2 separate regions of the Mus musculus genome follow, and region 2 is linked to region 1. A link is a loop called in an ENCODE intact Hi-C map of the cell type or tissue named here. Cell type or tissue: left cerebral cortex. All regions are shown on one strand.

Region 1 (8,000 bases):
AGTTTAATCATCTATTCTTCCTGCTACAGTGGCAGCTTCCGAACAACACGATGTTTGTTGTAGTCCCTGCAATCTGCCAGCCCCTAGACTATCAGGTAGCACATTACAGGAAACAAACTAACATAGAAACTCACAGTTAGGCCTAATATTAACAGTGAGCTCAACAGGATCTAGAATCTCCTGGGAGATGGGCCACTGAGGTAATGATGGAAAATAACCTTTATTAGGTTAATTGGGGTGAGAGAGATTCCCCATGGTGGATGCCACCATTCCTAGGCCTTGAAACCTTTCAAGGAGAAAGGGAGTTGAGTTCAAGCCCTTGTCATTACTTCTTGACTGTGGCTTTAAGGTGGACAACAATTTCAAGTACTTGCTACTGTGGCTTTCCCACAAGGGTTGACTTGACCCTTGAACTGTCAGCCTGGATAAAACCTTTGTCTGTTAAGTTACTTCAGTCATAGTGTTTTATCACAGTGACAGGATAAAAAACTAAGAAGCCCGTTCAGCAAAACGGGGTGAGAGAAACTTAAATCAAATGAGATTCCAGAAAGGCAAGACTTTCCCCTCCAGACTTGACAAAGAGCTTTGTTGCATAATAGTATTTTAAATAAGTATCTGTTGTTGAAATTCATGAATAAATGCCAAAATTCAAAAGAGCCACTGCTTTGGATTCTTACAATGTGCAGTAATACCCCCATATATATATGGGATGTTATAATATAATATATATTATAATAATACTATATATATTCAAGTTGAGAAAGAAACCTCCCACACACCTCAAAAGAAATGACCTATGAATTTGCAGAGAAGTCTTCTAAAATCTTTGAAAGGCATAAAGGGCAATTCAAAATTGCTCTTTTCTGGCCTAACCTATAAGTGAGTGGCGGTGAAAAGACTTCTTAGAGAGACTAGTCTAATCCTGCAATCTAAGAGCCATGTGCAAAACTCCTTTGCAGAAATGAATTTAAAATCCCTGTAATATCACAGCCTGAGCCTGAAGATGGCAAAGTCCTAGTGTTCTTCCTGCTTCCTTCCTTCTGTTAGCACAGGAAATGCTGTCAATCATAGCATCCTTTCCCGTGGCACTAGATGCTCCTTGAAGGATCTCCTAGAAGTCATGGCCACAAGAACTCTAGATATCCACGTGTTATTATCCCCTCTATGTTAACAAAAACAAAAAACAAGTGAAAAACAACAAACAAACAAAACTGTTATAGACCAAGGAAGCACAGATCATGTTTTTCTCTGTTGCATAAAACAAAATCACTGAATGTAAACATCAATACTGCAAATCTAAAATCCCCAAATTAAATTTTGTTTTGTTTTATTTCTCTCTGAGTTTTGTTGTTATTTGTTTTGTTTGGAGGTAATTTCTTAGAGGTGAGGCTGACCTCAAACTCACTAGGTATGTATCTCAGGATAAACCAGAACTCCTGATCTTTGTATCTTTACTCCACAAGCGCTGAAATCACAGGTATATGCCACAAAGTTTAATCTCACTGATCTTCATTTTGGAATACATTCATTCCAAACTTTTTGTGTGAGAACAAAAAAGGATCCCTCTCAAAATGAAACATCACTCTTCAACTCATGGGTATATTTCTTTAGATGTTTGAGATCAAAGTGATGAATGTGACTAGTATTCAAATAATTCAATTTATAAGAATCTACAAAGTCACTGTGATATGGGACAAAGTATTCCCAAGTTAGAATAGGCTATTGGGAGATAGAAGAAAGCTAACAAATGCCCAATAGTAACTATAATGTGAGAGGACACCTATGGTACCATATGCACATAAATAACTTTCAGATGTGAATAATTAAAATTCCTAATAATAAAGTGGGCTTTGTTCTAAAGCTTATTGCTAAGGTTGGAAAATAAAAATAAAAAAAGGTCAGTAAGCAAGTTTGTGACAAAGAAGCTGTCTTAGTTCCTGTTCTGTAGCTGTGACAAAATACGATGACCAAGGCAACTTACCAAAGAAAGCATTTAGTTGGATTTACAATTTCAGGAAGTTATGGTGGCAGAAACAGCTAAGAGGTCATATCTTGATCCACATGTTGGAGACTGAGAGTCTTTGAAAACACACTTGGGAGTCTTTGAAACCTCAAGGCCTGTCCCCAACCTGTTTCCTTCAACAAGGCCACACTTCCTAATTCTTCCCAAACAGTTCCAGCAACTGGAGACCAAGTATTAAAACATATTCACCTGGGACAGGGACACTCCTACTCAACCATTACAGAAGCAAATGCCATAGCATAATTCATCTAGAAAGAGAATTTTTTTCCAGGTATGGTGGCACATGCCTTTAATCCAAGCAATGAGGAAACAGAGGAAAGCAGATCCTTATGAGTTTAAGGCCAGCCTGATCTATGAAAAGTGTTCAAGGACAGTCAGGACTATTAAACAGAGAAACCTTGTCTCAAAAAAGAAAACAACAAGAGAGAGAGGCAGAGAGACAGAGAGACAGAGTCAGAGAAAAAGAGAAAGAGACGAAGAGACAGAGAGAGAGCACAGAGAGATAGACAGAGAGAGAGAGAGACTGTGGGCACCAGCAATTTTCATTTAGTAGCAACAATAGATGTCAGTTAACAGTACCACCTGTCTGTTAAAGCCAGTCCAACAGTATCTATGTTTTTGCCAGATAAATGATTAGTAACTGAATCATGATAATGCATGTTAAGCATGCCTAATCCCAAATTCAAGTTTATGTGTGCTGAAATGGCATAAGAAATAGAAAATTCCCTATGTGACTCCATATTTCAAAATTAAAGTATATTAAAAATATAGTATCAAATTCTAAGCCACACATGTAAATGAAATATAAATGAATTTCCTGATTAGTGGTGGGTTCCTTTCCCTACATAGTTCAAGATCTACATACATATATGATAGAGCCAGACTGATTTAAGACTTTTCATAGAGTCTCTGATGAAAGACAAAGGGAACTTTAATTATATATCCTTGTTCAGGAGAGAAGTTAGCAAGGCTAGCTAACAATGGAGACGAGTGCCTTGAAAGAGTCAAAGCTGTGGTTTCTGGGGACCTGACTCTGTCCTGGACTGCGGTCATTAATTCTAAGACAACTGTGTCTGAGGTATCTTGTGTTCTCCTTGCCAACGCTGTGTGATTTGGCTTTCTGCTGACCTTGGCTATTCTCCTCCCCACCCAGCAAATAATATACAAGGTACTCTATTTCTTAATAAACTTTTTGGGGGTCATTAAACATAGCTTATGTAAGACTTCCTGACCCCAGCTTTTATCTTCTCTATCTTTCTCTCCCTAAGCACCTTCCCATCAGGACATTGTCACTGAAGAACAAACTGCTGGTCCAGGTCTGTCTTTCTCTACCTCTGTCTGTCCCTGTCTCTGTCTCTGTCTCTGTCTCTGTCTCTGTCTCTGTCTCTGTCTCTCTGTCTCTCTGTCTCTCTGTCTCTCTGTCTCTGTCTCTCTCTGTCTCTGTTTCTCTCTCTCTCTCTCTCACTCACACACACACACACACACGTAAACATTTCCAAATTCAAACTCTAAGATCCAAACAACCTCGATCCAAGCATTTCACAAACAGAATACTGAACTTATATAAGAACTCTACACCACCAAAAATAACATCAAAATTAGGGTTCAATAAAATAATTAATCACTTGGATCTCTCAGGGATCCACCAAGGCCTTTCCTTTTGAGGATGTATTAGTGGAATGGTTTTATTAGTGGAATGGTTTTATCCTTACAAAAGAAAATATTTAAAGCATGTTAGTTACATAAAACCCAAAACCTGTAAAAAAAAAAAAAAAAAGGAAATCTTGCATGGACTAGCCAAAAGGTGTCAACAGTACAAATTGAAGTCCTATTCTGCCATCTAGAGGACACAAAATAGCAACAGAAAATCTCCTGAAATCTGAGATACTGTATTTTATTTTATTTTATTTTATTTTTTTTTTTTTGTCGTCACCACTCCCTTTATTCCATTAAATACCATTATAGACCTGCATATGATGAGCTACTAATAATAAAGGTCTATAACTTTCATTATTAGTAGAGATACTGTATTTTAAAAGAAATGAAAGAGGCAGAGAGTTGGCTCCCTCCGCAGATAAAGGCACTTGCTAGCAAGCCTAATGGCCTCAGTTTGATCTCCTGATCCCACATGGTGGAAGGAGAGAACCAGCTCCCCAAGTTGTCCTCTGACCTCCACAAATGTGCTGTCAGTTCACACACACACACACACACACACACACACACACACACACACACACTTTTTGCTAGGTTAATCTCTGTGTATCAAATTTCATTACAGAGAATTTTTTTCAAAAAGGAATTTTTAAACATCCATGGGTTACCTATAAAGCCAGTACCATGAAGACTGAGACAAGAGGATCATAATTTAAACTTAAGCCTGGATTATATAGCAAACTCTAGGCTAACCTGGGCTACACAATTAGATCTTGTCTCAAAAATGCAAAACAAAACAAACAGAAAAAGCAAATGGGGAATATACACCTAAAACTGGGTTTCTGTGTGCCTCCACCTGTTCTGGTCATCTTTGGATACCTGCAATTGCAGATAGGTATTCCTCGCCACTTCTACCTCTTAGCACTGCTCACACATGATCGTTGTTGTGTTTGCAATGTGATAACCATTATTGTTATGGACACTTAATTTTTAATCCCATTGGTCTGAATCGTCAGCCTTCCAAATACTGCTGTAAATGGGGGGGTGGGAAGATAGCTTACTTGTTAAAGTGCTTACCTGAAATGAGGACTTAAGTTCAGGTCCCAAAACTCAGGGGCAGAAGCACATGTCTTCAGTGCTAGGGTGTAGAAACAAGGCAGATCTCAGGAGCTTACTGGCTAGCCAATCTTGCCAAACTGGCAAACACCAGGCTCAGTGAGATATCCTGTCTCAAAAGAGTGTGGAAAGAGACTGAGGAAGATATCTAATGTTGACTTCTGGCCTCCATTTGCATGTACACATGTGCACATACAAGTGCACACACAAAGACATGCAACGTATGCTCCAAAATATGCTCTCATTGGTTCTGTCTGCCAAACGACTTGTTCGAGAGTCCTTCAATTCATCTTGCTTTGAGAGCGTTTGTCCTTCAGCAGCTGCCTGTATTCTTCTTTAAATGTTATATGGCATTTCAACTCTTCATGAGCTAATCGCTAGAGCTCAAGCAGCAAGCAAATGATAAAAAGAGCAAGAATAAGACCAGCAAGAAAATCTACACCCCTCAGTGTGATGGTTTACTGAGTCTCACCTTTCTCATGTTCATACCAAGAAAGAGGGAGAGGAAGGAAAGGAAAGAGAAGACTGAGGAAGGGGACAGGAATGGGGGAGTCAGGGATAAAACCTCTGGAACCACCTGGAAGATGCAAATGACCTACTTATCTTTCTAGTTTACACTCCTTTGAGATGCACCCAACAAGGAGCATTGGAGATCGAGTAAAATAAGGGAGCCAGTTTTTTTCCTTCCATCACGTGAGTCCTAGGGACTGAGTTCAGGTCTTCAGGTGTGGCAGTAAGCACTTTTTACCTAATGAGTCCTCTCATAGGGCCCTCATGACCCTATCATTTCATCTTAAGCTGTTTTTGCAATTCTTTACATGGTAAACTTAAAGCCCTGCTTCTTAGATTGTCTAACTTCCCCAATATTGTCTCCTTTTCCTTGGCTAATTTCAAATAATATTATAATGATAACTATAATTTAATATTACAATAATATTAAATTATAAACTACAATTGAACTACATGAACAGAATATTTGTATCACAATGTATATTGCACATGCTGCCTTAACCTCGCTGGGATGTCTGTGAAATCTGTCATCTCTGCCACAATCCTGGTTCCTCCTTTAGCTGTCAGCTTGGGTTCCAGGTGTCTTCTGAAGCATTTTGTTCTTCAATGACCATCATGCTGTGCATTGTGTTGTTGGGAGCCAGACATGCTTATACTGGTAGACAGACCTTTGGTGTGAAATTCTATGTCCTTGCAGAGGTGTAGGCCATGCTCACTGATGCAGCTGGGACATCACAGACTAAGTCCCCAAATGTCCTTCTTTTGGATTCTGTTGCCTTTTTTTTTTTTTTTAACTATGTTTTGCAGCAGTCAACATCTGTCCCTGGTAACTGGCGATTTCTTCACTCCCCTTGTCTCTGGTCTCTAGTTGCAGGGAAATAAAGCAAAGGGACCCAGCTGTGCTGTGATCTCTGTTCTCTGAGGGCTCTAAGATAGGTGATTATTTTTCAATATTTTGCCTATTATTTTTCGTAAGGATGACTTCTAAGCTCTTTGCTGGACAAGAACCAGTAGTTCCCCCTAAGAAAGTTTTTCAACAAAGCAATCTTATTTCAAAGACTTGCTTCAGGTTCTGTGTTGGTACCAAGCTGACAGGATAAGAGGCAGAGCTAAAGGTTTTGTTCTGTTCGGTTTTAGGTTAGAATGTTAATGCTTTTGACCAACAGCATTTATGAAACTACTGAAATAAGAAAAATATGTAAGTTATTGCTTTTTTATTTATTTATTTATTTTGATTGTACTCACTATGTTGCTTAGGCTGGCCTAAAAAATTCAGTGTCCCTGATTCTACTTCCAGGGTATAGGGGTTCCAGGGGGCGCCACCCTAGCTGCATTTTCAACTTATTTTCTAAGGTTAAACAGACATACAATTGGAGTGCACTGCAAAGCATCATGGTAAATTAGACTCCATAACCACTTTCTTGCATGGAATTTTAGAGTGCTAGGCCTGCTGCAGCTTTCTTTAGATTTCTACTCTAGACTCATCAAGAGGTACTTATAATAATGAATTGAGAAGCCAGGCTGCATCTTTGGAGACCCAGGAAGAAAAAGAAGGGGCATGCAACAAGGATTTTGACCCAAGATTTTAGGTGACTCTAGTGCTGGTCTTCTGCTGACCAGTTCATAAAGACATAAAAAAGAAATAATGATCTGCCATCAGACTGCTTTAAGCAGAGACCCTTTAGGCTAGCCACTCTACAGTATTAAGTCAGTTGCTAATATATGGAAACTTTGGTGTAGAAATGACAACAGTTTATCACAGCAATAAGTGACATTCATTTCAACCCAGTAACTTCTGTACTCTGGACACTCTTTTAAGCATCTTTCTTGTTTTAACTTATTAATATTTTCAATAGCCCAGATGAGGGCTTTGGAGAAATGAAGACACAAAAGTATAACCTGCCCAAAGTTTTACAACTCAAATCAGTGGACATAACTTGTTTAGTACTGATTTAACAACTTTATAGCCTTTCTGGGTCCCACTCCATGTGAATAACTACTGAACTTACAAATTCATTTTATTATCATTTCAATTTTGCAGTTACATGATTTTTATATTCATGTTAGAAGCAACTGGTAAAAGACTATGAATATGTCTAAGATAGAATTATGCTTTTTTAAAGCTGCACTTGCATTTCCCTCTGAAATACTATCCTCAATAAGAGAGTAGAGTCACACCACTATCTCATAGCATCCATGTCTCCTTATAGTGTGTACAAGACAAGTACCAATAGCAGGGCTAGAGTGATGCACAATGTACAACAATAGTTGTTTTTATTACTCTGGGCCAGAATAGAAAGAGTTAACTTCAATTGAGAAGATGAGGCTGTAGGTAGACATTTTATTAATTAGTGATTGATGGGAAAGTTCCCAGCCTATTATAGGTAGTGCCATCCCTGAGCTGATCATCCTGGGTTCAAAAATGAAGCAAGGTGAGCAAGTCACAGGGAGCAAGCAAGTAAGCAGCAATCCTCCAGGTCCTGTACATCAGCTCCTGCCTCCAGGCTCCTGACATTTGAGTTCCCATCCTGATTTCTTTCAAGGATGAACAGTGCTGTGGAAGTCTAAGTCAAATAAATACATTTCCTCCCCAACTTGCCTTTTGGTCATTATGTTCATTCCAGCAATAGAAACCCCCAAACAGCATCCTTTTCTATTTGTTTTTAGCTTCTGCCAACCAATCCCAACTCCCAAATAA
Region 2 (8,000 bases), 1.3 Mb before region 1:
CAAACGAAAGCACCCTTACTAGACTGGTACTCTGTGTTGGTCTCCCCAGTGGATTAGAATCACTGTATGGGGTCAGAACGAAGGCACTCACTGGAGAAAGAATGTCCAGGATACAATGCTCTAGAGATAATTAAAGCTAAATTTGGAAGTGGAGGGTTGTGTTCAGAACAAAAGAAAAGTTTGGAATTCATCAGATTCAGACTAAGTGGACCTCGAAAAACCAAAAAAAAAAAAAAAAAAAAAAAAAGACTAAGTGGAAAAGCAGGTTAGTAATACATAACTGAATGTACTGTAGAGATTTGATAAGATTCACTTCTTTCTGACTTTCCAAGTAAATTGAGGATGATATTTTAAGTGAGTAAAGATCCCTTAGTCTGCTTTCTGTTTATGTACCAGAATCCCTGATACTGCCTTGGACGGAAGAGAGGTAACTAACCACATGGTTGACACAGAAAACTTTGAATGTGTTAAGTTACAAGCTCGTCAGAGAATAAACCAAAGCTTGGCACTTGATAATAAATAATTAGTCACAGAATTGTCATTCTGGCATTAAGTATTTTTTAACAAGCCTGTCTTGCATTGTCACAGCACAGAGGAGAAACAGAAAACAAAGAAGAGACAACCACTCAGAGACAGGGGTCAGTCTACAACAGCTGCCCTGGAAAACTGCCCTAATCTTCGGAACAGCCCTAGTGTGCTTAAAGGCAATACCATGTTTCAGTGCTGTTTACTTGGGAACCAAATTTCAATCTGCAGTTTGGCTGGACCCAGCCACAACAAAAACATGCTGAAGGTAACAAGCTCATACGCAAAGTACAGGAGAGAAAGCCTACTTATCAGTTGACCGCTGAACATAAACTGGACTTTGAACTCTTTTAGGAGTCCCATATTTGAAAGGTAATAAGTTGGGCTGAGGATGTAGCTGAATGGGAAGAACACTTGCCTAGAATGTCTGAGTCCCTGGGTTTGGTCACCCCACCCCTGAACACCACAAATAAGCAAGAACTAATAAATCATAGGTCAAGACCAGTGGTTTCAACCTTCCTAATGCTTTGATCCCATATTACAGTTGTGTTGTTGTGTTGTTGTGTTGTAGTGACCCGCAATCATAAATTTTTTTGTTTTGCAACATCATAACTGTAAATTTGTCATTGTTGTGAACAGAAATATAAAATATCTGTGTTACTAATTATTAGTGCGAGCTAATTCATGTTAAATGTACATAATTATTTTTAGGAATTCTGCCATTTGATTTTGCTTCTAAATTCTGCCTATTCACTACTTAGGTCTTACCTCTGTGAAAGGGTCATTTGACCCCCAAAAGGGGTCACAACCCACAGGTTGACAATCTCTGATCAGGAAGATATAATTAAATAAAGTTCAAATAAGCATCATTAATAATTATTAGGGGCTGGAGAGATGGCTCAGTGGTTAAGAGCACTGAGTGCTTTTTCAGAGGTTCTGAGTTCAATTCCCAGAAACCACATGGTGGGTGGCTCACCACCATCTGTAATGGGATCTGATACCCTCTTCTGGTTTGTCTGAAGAGAGCTTCTCTCTCTCTCTCTGTGTGTGTGTGTGTGTGTGTATGTGTGTAAATTATCATACCAGGTAATGGTTGAACTTCTTTCCCTGGGGAGGCAGAGACAGAAGGATCTCTGACATTGAGGCCAGCCTGGTCTACAAAGTGAGTTCCAGGACACCTGAGGCTTCAAAGGCTTACTCCATGGACAAACAAGCCAAATAAAAAATACAATAAAAATAGAAGGCTTAAGGCAAGTAGACATCTGCCAGAGCATTGGGGCACTTTGCTAGACCTACCTAGAGCATACACTCTGCTTTTAAATTATTATTCTATGAAGATAATTTTTAATATCCATTTCCACCTTATTGATTAAAAGCAATTTATGTTAAGAATTACTTAAAAGTCTCCCAGGAGCATACTGAGGTCAAAAATCCATCCTGAACTACAGCGATAATGTTATTCCATTTAGTCTTGCAAGTATTTATTATATGCCTGTATGGTACATGCTGCAGCAGATTCATAAAGATGACAAGGGACCCTGATTGCAGGGACCAGTGTGCTGGTCTAATAGAATTATGATAGAGATGGATCAGTACAAACAAGAGAAAACACCATAACCAACAGACATACAAAGTCCTTAAAGTTCTTCAAAGGAAGCAGTAAGTCAGAGTATAAGTTTAGGTAGAGATAGGACTAGTGACAAAAAGAACAAGAGGATGACAAGACAGTAGGAACATGTGGCCCTCACTCAGGGAATATTTGGTGAGAATTCAAGAATACAGAAGGTGATGGGGTGGAGCATTGGCTCATGCCCTAAGCTCATGGTCTTCAAAACAAGTGGAAAATCTCAAGATCACAGCTGTGGGCCAATTCATTCATCTTTAAAAATAGTGCTTCTGCAATTGGAGGTAACATTTAGAAACAAAAAAGGGTGCATGTTGTCTACATCTCTACAGGGGTCTGTTTGATTCTTACAGAGAAGAAACTTGCAACACCTTGCATTTCCAATTACATTCAAGCATATTCTCAAGGATGAGGAATAGTAACATCCATTCCTTATGTATGGACAACTTATGTATGTATGATACAATTACAATAGCTTAAACGATGATGTTTATTATGTAATAATAGTTATAAGCCTCTATGCAGGCATCCAAGGACGAAAATCCTACTCTAGACCATGTTTCTGTAGCAATATAACTTACGCAAACTCAAGCTACAAAAATCTTTCTCAATTTTATGTTAAGTATCTTATGGAAAGTTGTGAGTCATTGCTAGAGAAGAACAATTAACCCGCAGATGCAATAATCTGACCCACACTTGCTTTACAGGAAACACTCATGTGGATTATCTCTATGTTATAAATTTTTGTTATAGATACTGATGCTAACAGAAACTTCAGCCACAGGAAATCAACAGGAATATTGCTAACTAAGCTGGCCCACTTCACTGGAAAGGAAGCACAAAAAATATCCAAGCAGAGAAAAACACAGTGAAAACAACAAGAAAATGACAGATTAAATATGAACTACATGTCCCTAGAACACAAAAACATTAGAAACAGGAACAGAGGAAATTAGTGGTTTCTCTGCCCTCTGGTGGCAATAAAACCAACCACAGCATTAGAAAAGTAAAAAGCACAACAAACAAATCTGTTATGAAATCAGATGTTTGCCCTTTGCCAAAATGCCCGTGGTAAAAAAATAAAACCCTGATTGTCGCATGCTACCTTTCACCTTCTGAAGTAGTTTCAGGATATTTAATTTTCAGATAAGTCATCTTACAGTGGAAAATAGAGTGTTTTCTTTTTTTTTTTTTTCTTCTGTGTTACCTTTCTGTGTTATATATTCAGTAGGTTAAAATCCCCGAATTCCGAGATAATTTCATAAAACTTCATGCGGAGTGTTGTTTGATTTATAGTTAATTCCCCGTCCCCAATCCTGTGAGCACAATGTTTCTAAGAGGTCCACCAGAAATAGTGAATTAGTTTAAAATGCTGGTGTATTTATGTTATCAACAAAGGCATGCCATACTCCCCAAAGCCAAAGCTTTCCACCAGCTGGTCTGCTCTGTGTGCAATGAATTTCATCCTCAGGTTTGCCTTAGAATAGCAAACTTAACATGGGTGCCAGTATATTATATACTCAGTAGTTAAATGAAAATTCCTAGTCTCTCTTTTATGTAGTTTTGCTGTAAATATATTATTTGCTTCCAGTACCAAAGAAGTTTTTAAACAAACAACTCAGGATGAATGTCCCCTCCTTTTTTGCAAAATTGCTTTGCATATTCATTTACTCCAAATAAGCTTATGGAGATGACTACTGCATCTTTTAAAGTGTTGCTTTCTGAAGAAAGTAAAACTGTTATTTTTTTCAGCCAATGCAATGTGCCAAGAAAATAAACAGAAATATGGTGTGCTAATATAAATTATAAATAGCCAAGAACTTATGTTCATTGATGAGGATGACCAGAGGTGACAAAAAAAATCCAAGAATTTTAATCTCAGCTTTTATCCTGTGGTCTTCATGTGCTGGTCCCCAGCACACACACACACACACACACACACACACACACACACACACACACACACACTTAAATAGGAGCCAGCCTTAAATAGGAGCACCAAGAAAGTAATTTTTTTCCTCTCTTAAAATTTGCAACTCAGGTACACGCATGACTTGGATTATCCTATTTGTCTCAAGATGGTAACATTTTATTCAAGGTTTTTGTAAACTCTTATTCTCACCTGGAGTCCCCAGGTGTACCTCCCGGACTTCTTTCTGTGACTCCTTGAAGGCTGACAGCTGGGTATACATGCATACTTTCTGAAGAACCATTTACCAGTCTTTCTTGAATTAAACAAAGAGGTGTACAGAGCAAAACAGAACCAAAGTGATTGTCCTAACCAGGAAGTTTTCCTTTCTTTTTCTCTTCAAGTGCTCTTTGCTCTCACTCCTGCTGGGAGTCTACAAGAGTTCACAGATTCCTGCCCCAGTGTTTCACTGACCTGCCTGTTCATTTCTTTGCTGAAGGGCAGAGATGGGGAGCAATCTGTGGGGTCACAGTGGAATGAGTGGTCTTGGGAGAAAGCTGGATTAGCCAGTCCCTGCTCAGTAGGAGGACACTTCACTACCACACACCTAACCAGACAGATCACCAGGGCACAGGGTGCGGCCAATTGCAAGTATCTGGAGGCCCTTCTCCTCCAGGGACAGTGTCAAGAAACCCTGAGGAACTGCTGGCATGTTGGGGCCTGTCTGTGAAACAGACAGGCAGAGGACAATGGGGCCAGGGCTTGTCCTCATAGGCACGACTGGTCCCCATCTTCTCCACCTCTTCTCTATCCCTGAACCCCGCTGCTTCTACTGCATCCACTTAGTAACCCCACAATGAGAAAACTAGTGAGGATAGCCTGAAGGAGGGATGTGCAGACACAAGGCGTTTTCCCTTGGCACGGGGCGACCTGCCATCCCTGACTGTCATCAGATTGTTCATCCATCCATCCCTTCCGCGGCGCACAGGGAAGAGCCTCTGAGCTCCAAGGGATGAGAATCCAGAGGGGAAACAACCTGATGTAACCAAGATTCAGAGAGGTATCCGCAGCAGCAGGCTCTCTCACACCCCGACCTCTTTGGGCTACTTGGGGTTAGGCAGGACCACCCCCTGGCGCCCAGGTGGAGTAAGCATCATAGCTTCAGGGAAGTCCTGGTTTCCCACACCTTTTGATCAAGCAAACCTCTTTCCCCATTCGAGAAACTCAAGTTTCCCAGAAAAACAACTAGGATAAGTTTCCCAAGGGCAGATACTTTGGGTGGGTGTGAGATGAGGATGGAGGTTCGAAGACACCGGAAGGATCTTCAGCCACACACAAAAACAATTGAGAAAAGTACTTCTTACCATTGGTATGGTGTCCAGGCTCCCCGTGGGCGAACTGGAACCGGTCTGTTAAAAAGTGACAAAGTAACATAACTCCTGCTGCGGCCAGGTCGGCCCTCCGGAACCTTGCCATGCCGCTGCCGCGACCTCTCTCCCCTGCCCAACGAATTTTTTCTTGAGACCCTGGGCTCCGGGGTTATCCCTGGGGATGGGGCGACACGGCCGAGCTCTGCTGGTGAGTCTTGGGTGGGATCCGGAGGCCTCTGACAGTTTCGCTAGGATTTCACTCCGGGTAACAGAAGTGAAGGAGAGACAGCTGAACCCTCTCCGAACTTCGGGAGCTCTCACTGCAACTTGTCACCCTCGCAGCCCCCAACTGAGACACAATCAACCAAGTGAGGGGAGGAAAGGTCACTTGCAGTAGGGTCGGCAAACTCCCGGGTCCTCTCAGGCAGCGCCACCCGGGCGCCCACAGACGGTGACTTCCGAGCGCCCGCGACGCGCTCCACTGGGTTCAAAACAGATCTAATTCCACTGGCTGCGCCGGTGCTGTTCCAGATTCAAGAGGGCGCTGAGCACCGGAGGAACTTTCCCAGACTTAGGTCTGGCCCCGGCGGGTGGTTGGTGTTCCCGAGAGAAGGAGGTTAGTGGAGGCTGGAGAAACCCCTCTGACAAGTTTTTCTTCTTTGCTTCGCCCAAGGCTGAGCGCGCGTCCTCGCCCGCAGCCGGAGGGATGGGCAGCTCCGGAGAGTAGAGCCGGGAATGCACCAGCTGCTGTGAGCAGAAGAGAGGTGGGGGTGTTTTTTAAAGAAAAAGAAAAACGGGAAAGTGAGGTTGCAGCCTGGTAAGAGAGCCCCTCCGGGCTAGGCAGGAGGTGGCTCCGAACGCCGCGGAGCCCCAGGAGTTTGGTGGCGGAGGCGCCGCCGCGCTCCCCCGCGCTCCAGCTCTACACTTTGGGGAGGGAAGGCGGCTTGCCATTTGCTAGATCTACCGCTGAACCCTCCTCTCTTCCCTCCGCCCTCCTCCCTCCCCTTCTCTCCTCCAGGCTTCTCCCACCTTCCTCCCAAAACCCGCAGCCAGCACCAACCTGTCCATTGGCTGAGCTTTTCTCGGGGGAGAGGGGGCGCCAGAAAAGTCTCCCACAGATGAAGCCCGAGAAGACTGGCTGGGGAAAGCCAGAGGACCATTGCGGCCCCAAACACCCGAGGACTGGTGCGAGTGGGGCGGTGGCAGATTCTAGTCTCCCGGACGCCATCCGCCCACCCGGTTCATGACCTTTGCAGAGGAACCGATGCCGCCTGCACCCTCCAGGCTTCCGTGGCTTTTGGGTGTCAGCCTGCGGGTAGAGAGGGATGAGGCCCCCCAGGGAGCGCCCACTATCTTCTGATTTCCGCCTGGGCACTAAAGGGTTAATAGTATTTCATCCCTCACTGAGGGCTGGTCTGGCAACCGTTGGGTGGCGGGGGAGCAAACCTGAGTCGCTAGGGTTACTGACATCCCCCAACTCCCAGCCCCCATCCCATCAAAAGCCCCTCCTACCCCAGACCCGCACAGAGGGAGGTGGAGGTGGCTCTGGGCTGCAGGGTCCTGAGGCCGCCACCGCGGTTTGGTAAAGTGTCAGAAGGAGGGAAAGGGAGAGTTTAAAGAAACAGGAAGCCCATTGAATTTCCTATAGGGGGTTTAAAGGGTTTTTGCTTGCTAGTTTGTTTTTGTTTTTTCAGCTTGAGGGTCTGCTTCAGCATTAACCCTTTCCAGGCCCCTTATCCGCTTACATTTAATTTAATTTAATTTGCATACACTTAGCCATCTTTTAATGGGGCTAAATAGAAAGCAAAGAGACAATGCATCCTTGGTGAAAAATACATGTTCTGGAGCACTGCCTGGGCTAGTACTTCAATTTTTTTTCCACAAGGAGCAATTTATTTAAGCTTTAAGCCTCAGGTCTCCAGGCATCAAATCAGGAAGATTTTATACTGAAGTTCATAGAAGGTCCTAGAAAGGAGGATTAGCCAAGTGAACTTAATTTTTTAAATCATCTGCTAGCCTGAAGAGAAATGCTCTTTCTTGAAGACAAAGGGAGAGCTAATTTAAACACATTCGAAAGTGTTCTGGGTTCAGCCGATGCTGTAGCTTGTTACTGTCTTGGCCTTGCCATGCTTTGAAGAATGCATGCATGTATGCTTTGAATCCATCTCAACATCTAGCAAAACCCACTGGAAGTGGGCCAAGATTACTGCAAAATTCGATACAGAAATTTTTGCCTTTCCACTGAAAACATTAACAAGCCTGTTTTCTCTAAAATAAGACTCGTTTCTCTATTTTGGGATATTTGTGAAGGTTTAAATACTCCATGCTTACACCTTTTATTATTCCAAGATGCTTGATAAATCCTGAGCTTTCTTCTGAGTGGTTGATGTCCTCTTGCCAACCAGACTTAAGACTGTAATTCTCTTATTTTTGCTCTACCAAGAGTGTTTTAAATCCTCAATTACATCTCAATCTGTGTATCTAGAGTATTTACATCAAGTTTAAAAGAGTGGTTTCCTAATGAAAAATTAATGGGACAGTCATCGATGTTGAGTTTTCCTTCTGCACTTTG

The links. Hi-C counts contacts between places; a loop is a spot of excess contacts. Peaks named below come from ENCODE experiments on the same cell type or tissue, not always from the same donor. Only the 100,000 strongest peaks of a DNase experiment are listed, where the experiment ranks them.
Region 2: it touches region 1 in a loop (5-fold over the local background); 4 of 42 quality-filtered maps call a loop at or near these places.

Annotation. Positions count from the first base shown.
Region 1 is chr2:15,092,561-15,100,560 of GRCm38, reverse strand. No RefSeq gene overlaps it. Among named protein-coding and RNA genes, the nearest start is that of Arl5b, 41 kb to the right of the region's middle. In left cerebral cortex, a CTCF peak has its summit at 3,873 (motif pointing left); a DNase peak (open chromatin) is centred at 3,782.
Region 2 is chr2:16,354,660-16,362,659 of GRCm38, reverse strand. It overlaps Plxdc2 (plexin domain containing 2), which reads right to left and starts at 6,356. Exons shown (of 14, transcript NM_026162.6): 1 at 5,423-6,356. The coding sequence starts at 5,534. In left cerebral cortex, CTCF peaks have their summits at 3,123 (motif pointing left), 5,173 and 7,333; DNase peaks (open chromatin) are centred at 4,504, 5,052, 6,381, 7,567 and 2 more places; H3K4me3 peaks cover 4,957 bases; H3K27ac peaks cover 4,122 bases.